2 separate regions of the Homo sapiens genome follow, and region 2 is linked to region 1. Evidence: read pairs that join two places in POLR2A ChIA-PET (ENCODE). Cell type or tissue: Caco-2. All regions are shown on one strand. Links, peaks and the distances in the headings refer to the core of each region. The heading gives the core; the rest is flanking DNA.

Region 1 (5,377 bases), core at 67-5,066:
AAGGAACCAAATCATGTGGCCAGGATGAAAGAGCACTTACCATCCCCAGGGCAGGCCATGGAGTTTTGCAGCCAGAAGCCACATGGGGCTCAGCTGGGACAGTGCCTGGTGATCAGATGGGAAACCAAGGTGGGGCCCGGCGCAGCCCCGCTCTGAGCAGTGGGGATCCGCTCAGCATCACATGTGGCACCCTGGGAGCTGCTCACTCTCTGTGGGCCTCCAAGTGGGTCTCTCCTCCACACTGACACTCTCACTTCTGTTTGCAGCCCCCTCACCCCTTCGTGGCAGCGCCTTCTGGTGGGTTTGGGAGGTGATGGCTGACTGGGGCCAGAGTGGCCTGTGAGACCCCTGGGCTTCTGCTGCGGCACTTCTTTTTTATTTTTTTTGAGACAGAGTTTCACTCTTTTTGCCCAGGCTGTAGTGCAATGGTGCGATCTCAACTCATGGCAACCTCCGCCTCCTGGGTTCGAGCGATTCTCCTGCCTCAACCTCCCGAGTAGCTGGGATTACAGGCGTCCACCACCACACTCGGCTAATTTTTTGTATTTTTAGTAGAGACAGGGTTTCACCATGTTGGCCAGGCTGGTCTCGAACTCCTGACCTCAGGTGATCCGCCCGCCTCGGCCTCCCAAAGTGCTGGGATTACAGGCGTGAGCCACTGCGCCTGGCCCTGCCACGGCACTTCTGTCTTATGTATTTGTATTTTACTGTGGAAAATTCCAAACATGCAGAGGTAGATGTCCATGTGCGCTGCTCACCAGCGTCAGCAGTGGTCAGCCCAGGGGCCAGTCCCTACCCCCCAGGGGACCCTTCTGAAGCAGATCCCCATGGTCATCTATTTTATCCTCAAACACATCAGCACATACCTGAAAGATAAGGTCTCTTGGTGCTCCCAGCACCATCAGCCCCGTGAAAACACAGTCATTCTTCAAGATGACCAAATACACCACCAGTGCTCGGTGCCCCTGCCGATGGATCTTGTCGGCCTGTACGCTCACCGTGCACACTGCTATGTCCAATGTCCAAGTCAGGCTCGCATGCTGCCCTTGGTGAGACAATTCCCCACCCTACCCCCCGGGCACCCTCCGCCTCAAGCCGCTGCCTCTCGTAGGTTCCTCCTGGAGCTGGAGCACCGGATGGAGGAGAACATCGTCATCTCTGACGTGTGTGACATTGTGTACCGTTATGCGGCCGACCACTTCTCTGTCTACATCACCTACGTCAGCAATCAGACCTACCAGGAGCGGACCTATAAGCAGCTGCTGTGAGTGTATCCGGCAAGGGGCTCAGGGGCAGGGGGAGGTGCCCGGGGCAGCCATACCAGTGCTGGCCCAGGCTCCTTACACGGTGACACTTCATGGTCCTTTACCTCTGCGTTCCCAAGGTCCACATGAGCCACCGGAGTTGGCCAGGGATACTGGTGACAGTGTCCCAACCCAGCACGTTCTAGGGTGTATTGGTGTCACTAGAGAAACATTAGCCCAGCCAGACCCCAAGAGAATCAGCGTAGCATCCACTGGACCTGGATCCAATGGCTGAGCAGAGCACTGTGCAGTTAGAAAAGAGAGCTTGAGGTCAAGTGAGGTCATGTGGACAATTCAAAGCCCAGGACATCAGAGACGGGGCTTGAACTAGCGACAAGGGCAGGGACAGGATGGGAAGGAGCCTCGGTGGGGCTCCTCCAGCAGCGCCGGGGCATTGATTGCTAATCTGCCCATTTTGTAAACTTTCTCTGAGGTTTAGTTGACAAGGTAATTTTCCAGCCAGCGTGCCTCTTCTGAATTCTGCGCACTGAGGTTCGCACTTCAGTGCCTGGGGTTAGCCAGGGAGGCCGTCTTGGCTCCGCACAGAAGCACCCAGGGAGTTTTCCAGTTGTGGCGTCTGCACATTGCGCCTCACTGGCTTTTCCACCAAGACATGGAGTTCATGGTGCACGTTTCAAGCCTGAGTCTTTGGGCATTTGGATGTTTTAACAGTTGGTGAAGGAAAATTGGAATTGGAGGGAATGAGGATGCAATTTTTGAGGATAAACATTGAGAAGGCAAGCATGTGGCAGATTAGGAATCATTCACAGCACCCAAGAGCCTGCCGCTGTGGCCCCCGCCAGGCCGTGTGAGCACAGAGGCTGAGTGACAGGCTGAGCACCTGTCCCTGCCGTCCCTGCTGTCCCTGCTGTCCCTGCCGTCCCTGCCATCCCTGCTGACATGCATGGGGCCGAGCTCACCTCCAGCTCTCCCAGCCCTCATCAGCGCTGTGGCCCAGCCCACCGCTGAGCCCACCTGTCAGAAATAGTGCAGGCTGTCCTGGTGGTGTCTCTAGCCTGCTGCCCGTTCCTGTCACTACGTGGGTTTACCTTGCCACAGTTTCCCGCTGGGTGAAATCATCTAATTGTGCATCTGATTCACAGACTTGGCCACACAAGGAATCCTTATCCTCCCACACACAGCAGCATATTGTGCCAAGTCTTCAAGGCCAGGCATGTGAAGCCACTATTGTTATTTGACTTTTACGTGAACAGTCTATTTTCCTTTTGAAAAAAAACAAAGAAAGAAATCAACATGTTTTCTGAGCCCGTGGGTCGTCTGGATCCTGGGAGGCTGTGGATGGGGAGGAGGAGTCTCCAGTTCATGCCTCCTGCAGCTCAGAGACCTACTCCACCTGTCTGTGTCCCCAGCCAGGAGAAGGCAGCTTTCCGGGAGCTGATCGCGCAGCTAGAGCTCGACCCCAAGTGCAGGGGGCTGCCCTTCTCCTCCTTCCTCATCCTGCCTTTCCAGAGGATCACACGCCTCAAGCTGTTGGTCCAGGTACAGCCTCCTCCACCTGACCCACAGACGGGGCTTCCCAGGCTTTGCTGTGGTCATTCCCGGGCCCTGTCAGCTTTCTAGGAGGTCTACTGGTTCAACAGATACTAAGCTCCTCCCATGTGTGCCAAGCACGTTCCTGGGCAGTGAGGATGCAGCGCCTGCTCCCAGGGAGCCCATCGCAGAGGGGAGAGACCGAACCATGCACAGCCAGGAAGTGGGCATGGCCCTGGGGACAGCCAAATGGGCCGACACGACAGGGGTGGCTGGCTGGCCACTGCCAGTTGCAGCGATGGGGGCGGGTCAGGAAAGACACGTGACGTGTAAGCTGAGACCTGGCTGACAGGGAGGAGCTGGTGGGGGCAGGTAGAGGAAAGAACATTCCACGCAGAGGGAACCGCTTGTGCAAAGGCCCCAAGACTGCAAGGTTCATGGACAGAAAGGCCAGCAGCGATCTCGGGAACATGACGGGGACGGGAGTGGGTGTGGAGATGGGGACAGAGGCAGTTCCAGGGAAGACATTGGGTCCTGTCCTCAGTGTGATGGGAGTCACCTGATCGGACCCACTTTTAGGAGCTGGCCCTGGCTGCTCCAGAGGGTGACGGAAACGGGGAAGGGGTTACACTGGCCTGTGGGGCTGGGTCGGGGAGTGGGGGCCCGGCAGGGATGTCAGGGAATTGAAATCAGTGACTTGCTGAGAGAAGGACTGAGAGTGATTCCTCGGCTTTTACCTTGAGCAGTTTGGGGGTGTGCAGCCGTTGCTGAGATGGGGACGTCTTGGGGCGGGGAGGGCTCAGGATTCAGGGCAGGATGAACTGAGTTTGAGATGACTTTGGACAGTTCAGTGTCAGAGGTCAGAGTTAAAGGGAGAAGTTGGGCAGGACTCGCTGGCATCAAGGTGGTAATTAACCGAAGAGGCCGCCAAGGAAGGAGAGAAAGGTGCCTGAGACCAAACTCAGGGACGCAGCCAGGCCTGGGAAGGAGCAGCGGTGAGGGAGGTGGAAACCCACAGAGCTGGAGGCATGGGAGACTCAGGGGGATGGGGCTTCCAGAAAAGGGAGGCTCCAGCCAGGCCCAGAGGCAGGCCCAAGACCCCCTCCACCTGACAGGCCCAGTGAGGCAGGACAGAGACCCCCTCCACCTGACAGGCCCAGTGAGGCAGGACAGAGACCCCCTCCACCTGACAGACCCAGAATCAGGACTGAGACTCCCTCCGCCTGACAACCCCAGTGAGACAGGACAGAGACCCCCTTTGCCTGACAACCCAGTGAGGCAGGACCGAGACCCCCTCCACCTGACAGGCCCAGTGAGGCAGGACAGAGACCCCCTCTGCCTGACAGATGCTGGGGCCCTGTCTACTGATGCCCTGGGCAGAGGGAGCCATTGGCAGCTGGGCTGGTGAAGTGGACGGTATAGAGTGCAGCTGTGGCCCTGAGGAGCATGAGCTGAGGGGGACCTGGGAGCCACAGGTAGCAGAGGTCAGAGGTCAGACAGGTGAGAGGCCAAAGACCTAGGGGCAGCTACTCCAGAAAGAGCAGAATTACAGAGAGGAGGCCTGACCCAGGAGGAAAGGGTTTGGGAGCATGAGGCCAAGGAAGCAGTTGTCAGGAGAAGCCCCTGGCCCAGGGCTAATGGAGATACGAACGTGAGGGCAAAGCCGGGATGGCGACCCCAAACCGGAAGACACCTGTGATGAACGCAGTTCCGTGGGAAATATTTTTTTAACTTGGAAAAAGTGAAACAGAAGACAGTAACATTTCCTAATTATGCAGTGAAAAATATTTTAGGACATTTTATAGGGAAAGTGCATATATGAATATATTAAAACCTTAGCTTCTATAAGATGAAAACCAACAGTAAGATTAAAAGCAATGGAAATGCAGTGATTAGGAAATGGTGGAATGGGGACAGCTGGGGTGGGCACTCAGGGAAGGGCTCAGAGAAAGGGGTGGCGGGTCAGGGACCATTCCAGAGAGAACGGCAAGTCTCCACATCAGGCAGCATGCTGGGGACACACCGAGTGGAGGCTGGCGTGGGAGAGCACGTGCCAGGCTAAGGAACCCATACTGCCCTCCATCTGAGGCCACCAATGCCACCTGGTCAGATGCAGCTTTTATGCCTGTGAGAAAAGATGGCGTCTAAACCGTGCTGTTCAGCAGGGATTTGGAAGTAGGGGGACAGTTAATGACAGGCATGGTGGCCACATACAGGATGGAAAAAGCAGGAAGGTGGCTGTGGGTCTCGAAGGTCTCTGGCTTGGCTGCCAGGCAGAGGCGGGCAGGTGACCACAGGAGAGGCCTGGGCTGCTGTCAGGGGAGACATCTGTGCTGCCGTGGCACCCAGCAGCCGGGAGGACAGGTGGTTGGTGCCCAGATGCACCCAGCCTACTTACAGGACAAAAGCCAGTCAGAAAACGTGGGCATGGTGGGGACCGCTAAGAGGAAACCATGTGGAGTTTATAGAGCAATGTCAAAATCGTAATTTACAGGTGAAAGCAGTATGGGCATAATTTTTTGTTAACTGAAGAAAATTGAACAGTTGGAGAAGAGACTCTTTCTTACACTTTCATGGAGAAG
Region 2 (5,377 bases), core at 77-5,076, 78 kb after region 1:
TTAAATTCTGTTTTGAGTTTTTTTTTTTTGGGAGAAGAGAGCACAGTAAAGATACAATATGAATGTACTTATACCAGCTAAGCAGCAGTAAACTGAAAGTAAAAAGCATAGCTAGCTAGAGAGATGAATAAACAGCAATGTTTATGTCCTGCAGCCAGATGACAATGCACTGTTGCAGAAGAATGAGTTTCAGACCTTTGCAGCTTTGGCCTTCTCTAGCTGCTGAAGCTGTTCCAGGGCAGGGCCTGGTGTCGTGGTGTCCAGAGGAAGATCCCATACACTACCACCTTCCCAAACTGTAAGACAACAAAAGAAACAACGAGGAATGACAGAGCTTACACACATGGTGACATATCCGTAGGAATCATGAAAAAAGCTGCTTCCCTGTGCCTAAATGAGCTCCACCAAACACATCTGTTTTGCCTCTGAGAAGACTGAACTGCCAATGGACTCTAGTTTCTGTGAATATCCTTCAACACATCTAGAATGAAGGGAAGTACCAGGCATTTATCAGGGAATTAACTTCATCCTTACAAAGCCCTATAATGTTTCTATTCATACCCCCATTTTTACAGATGAACAAACTAAGGGTCAGAAGTAGTTTCTAACACTCCCAAGGGCACATGGCAAGCATGTGGTCATGCCAGGATTTAAATCCCAGTGTATTACACTCCAAAGCACATAGATTTCCAGCAACCTTACAGCCTCTCACTGCACACCAACTAGAGAGAAGTAGGTGGTTGCACAACATTGTGAATGCCACTGAAGTATTCACTTTAAAATGGTTAATTTTGTGTTAAATGAATTTCATCTCAATAAAGAGGGAGTGCAAGTAAGCATTACAGCTGGAGCTGTGGAGACCTCTGGAAAGGCCAGGCAGGTCTTACAAGTGAGACCTGGTCCTGCTAACCTGAAGGGCACTGCAAGATCACATTTGGAAGTAAACAAACAGATAATGGTTTCTGAGTTCATTTTCCTATTGCCAGCGAAGTTTTCTAGCACCACTTTTCAGCATTCTCTAATTTCTACATTCCTATCATAGTCTATTTATACACCATCAAATATTGTCTGTATAAAACCAATGGACTATTTTTAAAGGAACTTGACTGCATATAAACCCAAAGAGATAAATTGTTTAATACAGTACTTAAAAGTTTCCAAAACACTACAGAATACAGGTTGTGGATCCATTATCCAAAATGCTTGGGACCAGAAGCATTTCAAATTTTGGATTTTTTCAGATTTTGAAATATTTGCATATACATAATGAGCTATCTCTGGGATAAGATCCAACATAAAATTTATTAATCTTTCATATACACTTTATAGACATAGCCTGAAGGTACTTTTTTTTTGGGGGGGGGGGGTTTGAGGTGGAGTCTCACTCTGTCACCCAGGCTGGAGTGCAGTGGCGTGATCTCGGCTCACTGCAACCTCCGCCTCCAGGGTTCAAGCGATTCTCCTGCCTCAGCCTCCGGAGTAGCTGGGATTACAGGTGCCCGACACCACACCTGGCTAATTTTTTTTTATTTTTAGTAGAGATGGGGTTTCACCATCTTGGCCAGGCTGGTCTCGAACTTCTGACTTCGTGATCCACCCACCTCGGCCTCCCAAAGTGCTGGGATTACAGGCGTGAGCCACCACACCCAGCCAGCCTGAAGGTAGTTTAATGCAACATTTTTAAATAATTTGAGGCATGAAAAAAATGTTTGTGTTAAGTATTTACGTGTAAAATTGTCCAATCATGGGTTGGGCACCATGTCTCATGCCTGTAATCCTAGCAGTTTGGGAGGCAGAGGCAGGCGGATCACTTGAGGCCAGGAGTTTGAAATCAGCCTGGCCAACGTGGTGAAACCGTCTCTACCAAAAATACAAAAATTAGCCAAGCGTGGTGGTGGGTGCCTGTAATCCCAGCTACTCGGGAGGCTGAGGCAGGGGAATCTCTTGAACCCAGGAGGCAGAGGTTGCAGTGACCCGAGATTGTGCCACTACACACCAGCCTCAGCAACACGGCAAGACTCTGTCTCAAAAAAAAAAAAAAAAAAAAAAAATCCACTTGTGAAATCATGTCAATGCTCAAAAAGTTTTAGATTTTGAACCATTTTGGATTGTGGACTTTTGGATTAGGGATGGGTACTCAACCTGTATTCTTAACATCCTAACTATAAACGGCTATCAAGAAAAAATAAGGTACAAACAGCATGGAAAGTCGATGAGGGAAGACAATCATCCTTCTGCAATAATCTGCGGGGTCAGTGTTAACAACAGAACCATGACCTGAATGGCTCAACAGCTCTAGAAAAACTCCACCAAGGCCTATAGTTCTTGAGGATCTTCAACACCAACTATAATCTCTTGAAAGGACTACCCATGGACCAAACTATCCATCTCTGCAAGTATTTAGACCATAAGAAACAGAGGTGCTCGGCTGGGCGCAGTGGCTCACACCTGTAATCCCAGCACTTTGGGAGGCCAAGGTGGGCGGATCACTTGAGGTCACTTTGAGACCAGACTGGCCACAATGGTGAAATCCTGTCTCTACTAAAAATACAAAAATTAGTCAGGTGTGATAGCGTACACCCAGTCAGGTGTGATAGCGTAATTAATCCCAGCTACTTAGGAGGCTGAGGCAGAAGAATCGCTTGAACCTGGGAAGCAGAGGTTGCGATGAGCTGAGAACGCACCACTGCACTCTAGCCCGGGCAACAGTGCAAGAGTCTGTCTCAAAAAAAAAAAAAAAAAAAAGAAAGCAAAGAAACAGCGGTGCTTCACCCATACCAAGACTTAAAATAATCTCAACCCCAAATTTTCTAATTTGATGTAAAAATATAAAAATGAGAAAAGGTGCTCAATTCATAGCAGGTTTTTCTTTTCCCAAAATTTCTGGGTACCTACAGTGTTTGTTAACACCAATTACTTTTTTTTTTTTTCTTTCTTAGAGTTTTGCTCTGTTGCCCAGGCTGAAATGCCTTGGCATGATCATAGCTCACTGCAGCCTGGAACTCCTGGGCTCAAGTAATCCTCCCATCTCAGCCTCCTGAATAGCTAGCACTACAGGCACACACCACCATGCCTAGCTTGTATTAATTCCTAACTCAAAAGAATAGGTCACCATTACTATGTTTTTATGTATGCTTTTTTTCCCGATCTGGCTAAAGAGATCGAAAATAATTTAAATGATTTTTCCACACTGATCAGAACAACATAAAAGAGATGCTGACTCAAAAAAAAATCCACTAAATAAATTCAAACAAATCCTTAAAAGTATATTTTCAGTAACACCTTCAATATTGCTTGGATCTAGTAAAAAATGGACCTTTTGTTAATATCAAATACAAAATGGATTCAGAAACCTAATATATTTTTTAAGAACTGAATTGTAAAATTATTATTAGACTCTGAATCCTCAGAGTGGTACTAAAGGTTAATCTAAGTTTTTACCTGTAGGCTGTGAAGCTGTTGGCTGAAGCTCCCAGATAGAGCCAGTATCTGGCACGGACACAGACCTAGTTACTGAGGGAATGATGTTCTGATCAGATATTCTGCAAAAGGGAAATAAAAAATTAACTTGTTCTTGTCATTTGCAGGAAAAAAAAAAAAAGATGAAGAGGAATTTCTAGATTAGCAGGTTCTCCAGGTTATTTGGCTAGAAAACGCCTTCACTCTTTTACTAAAACTTAACACTACCAAAGCAGTTTGGGGTGGAACAAAGAGAAGGGCACAATGATCACACTTCTGGAATCCTCTATGGTAATACATATTGACTTCTAAATGATGGATATACCCACTGTATATCTATATCTTAAAAGATATGTATATCTTAAAGATACTGTATATCCGTATCTTAAAAAACCCAGATCATCTCAATAGAAGTCACAGAGACAGCATATTATAATGAAAAAAGGTCTGCATTTTAGTTCTGAGTTTCCTGTGTGTTACATTAATCAAGTCCTACAGCCTCTCAGAGTCCCAGTTTGCCCATCCATAAAATGGAGCTCCTACCACCTAAACTGCCTACCTCATGGGATGGGTTAAGGCTCAAAAGAAATATAAACAGTTTTGGCTTAATGAGACAATAAGATTTTTAAGAGCAGTGACTGATACTTGTTCAGGAGAAATATTACTCTGAACGATAATCTGAAACAGCAGAAATTTCTTCTAGACTTCTAGCATAATTTCCTTTTCCTTAGACCTACCTTAATGGCTTCTGAGTTCTAGAAAATTACAACCTTTTGTGGTGTGGCTAATACTTTGAGATACTATGAGTAAAAGTGAAATTAAAATCCTAGGCTACAGTTTTTCTGTCGCAGGTTCCACAAGATGACACTGTTTCTCAAGAGTTCCCATTATTCTTTGGTCTTTTGATTAATCAAAATTTATATCTATGAGTAAAAGACCAAATAAACGCTTATCTCCACCTGAAATATTTTTTTAAAATATACTTTTTTACATACAACATGCAGGTATGTGTTGGGAGTGTTCCAGTGCCAGAAATCACACACTATACCAGAATTTCTCCTTTCTTCTCTTTCTTTCACAACACATGCACCCCATATGACACATAATGGAATGACCACCAACCTCATCTTCAAGGTCTGAAACTGTTGAAGAAGAAGTGCCAACTGCTGCTGCTGCTGGGAAGACAGTGCTGCTTTCTGCTGTTGGGCCAAAACCTGTGCATATTGTTGTCTTCAAAAAGTAAAAAAAAAAGTATAACCTGTCAATCCACACTTAGTTCACATGGCTGAGATGCTGAAAGACAAAGTTCAATTCAAAGCCCCCCAGGAGACATTATTAGAAATAGCTATCAAATATATTTTATAATTCTTCATTATGATAATAGACACATAGAAAATTCTATGCTTCATTCTAGAAAGAACTGAACTCATAGATGGCGTGTTTCCGAGTGAAAGAGGATAGCAAAAAAATTCACAATTCAGTGCAAAGTGGTCTATTCAGAGAAAATATTTTTAAAATCACGAATGTCAAAAATTGGTAAACTCCAAAGATAACCTTTTATCAGAAATCAAATGAAAAATGAAACAGATTCAAATTAGTAGCTTTAACCATATGACGTACCCTTTGTAAAAAATGTAACACTTCTATAAAAATTCATACATTGATCGTCTTCAACTTGGAAAAATTTAGGTAATTTTTCTTCACTAGATCAGGGTTAAACTTTTGTAATGGGCCAGAGAGTAAATAGTTTCATCTATGCAGCTCATATACTCTCTGTTGCAACTACTCAATTCTGCCATCATAAGGCAAAAGCAGCAATATACATCCTACAAACCAACAGGTGTGTCTGTTTCAGTAACACTTTGCTTATAAATATAAAAATAGAGAGCAGGCCAGATTTAGCCCAAAGGTCAGACTT

Evidence for each region. ChIA-PET counts read pairs that join two places held together with the same protein. Peaks named below come from ENCODE experiments on the same cell type or tissue, not always from the same donor. Only the 100,000 strongest peaks of a DNase experiment are listed, where the experiment ranks them.
Region 2: POLR2A ChIA-PET joins it to region 1 with 5 read pairs; 2 of 35 experiments call an interaction of 5 or more read pairs at or near these places.

Annotation. Positions count from the first base shown.
Region 1 is chr2:232,888,785-232,894,161 of GRCh38, reverse strand. NGEF (neuronal guanine nucleotide exchange factor) reads left to right here. Exons shown (of 15, transcript NM_019850.3): 7 at 1,112-1,264; 8 at 2,675-2,804. Among named protein-coding and RNA genes, the nearest start is that of SNORC, 21 kb to the right of the region's middle. RefSeq lists enhancers at 1,670-2,278, 2,279-2,888. In Caco-2, for the core only: no CTCF peak of the experiment used is centred there; a DNase peak (open chromatin) is centred at 3,166.
Region 2 is chr2:232,810,556-232,815,932 of GRCh38, reverse strand. It overlaps GIGYF2 (GRB10 interacting GYF protein 2), which reads right to left. Exons shown (of 29, transcript NM_001103146.3): 17 at 4,582-4,689; 18 at 3,442-3,542; 19 at 196-296. Among named protein-coding and RNA genes, the nearest start is that of KCNJ13, 37 kb to the right of the region's middle. In Caco-2, for the core only: no CTCF peak of the experiment used is centred there; no DNase peak of the experiment used is centred there.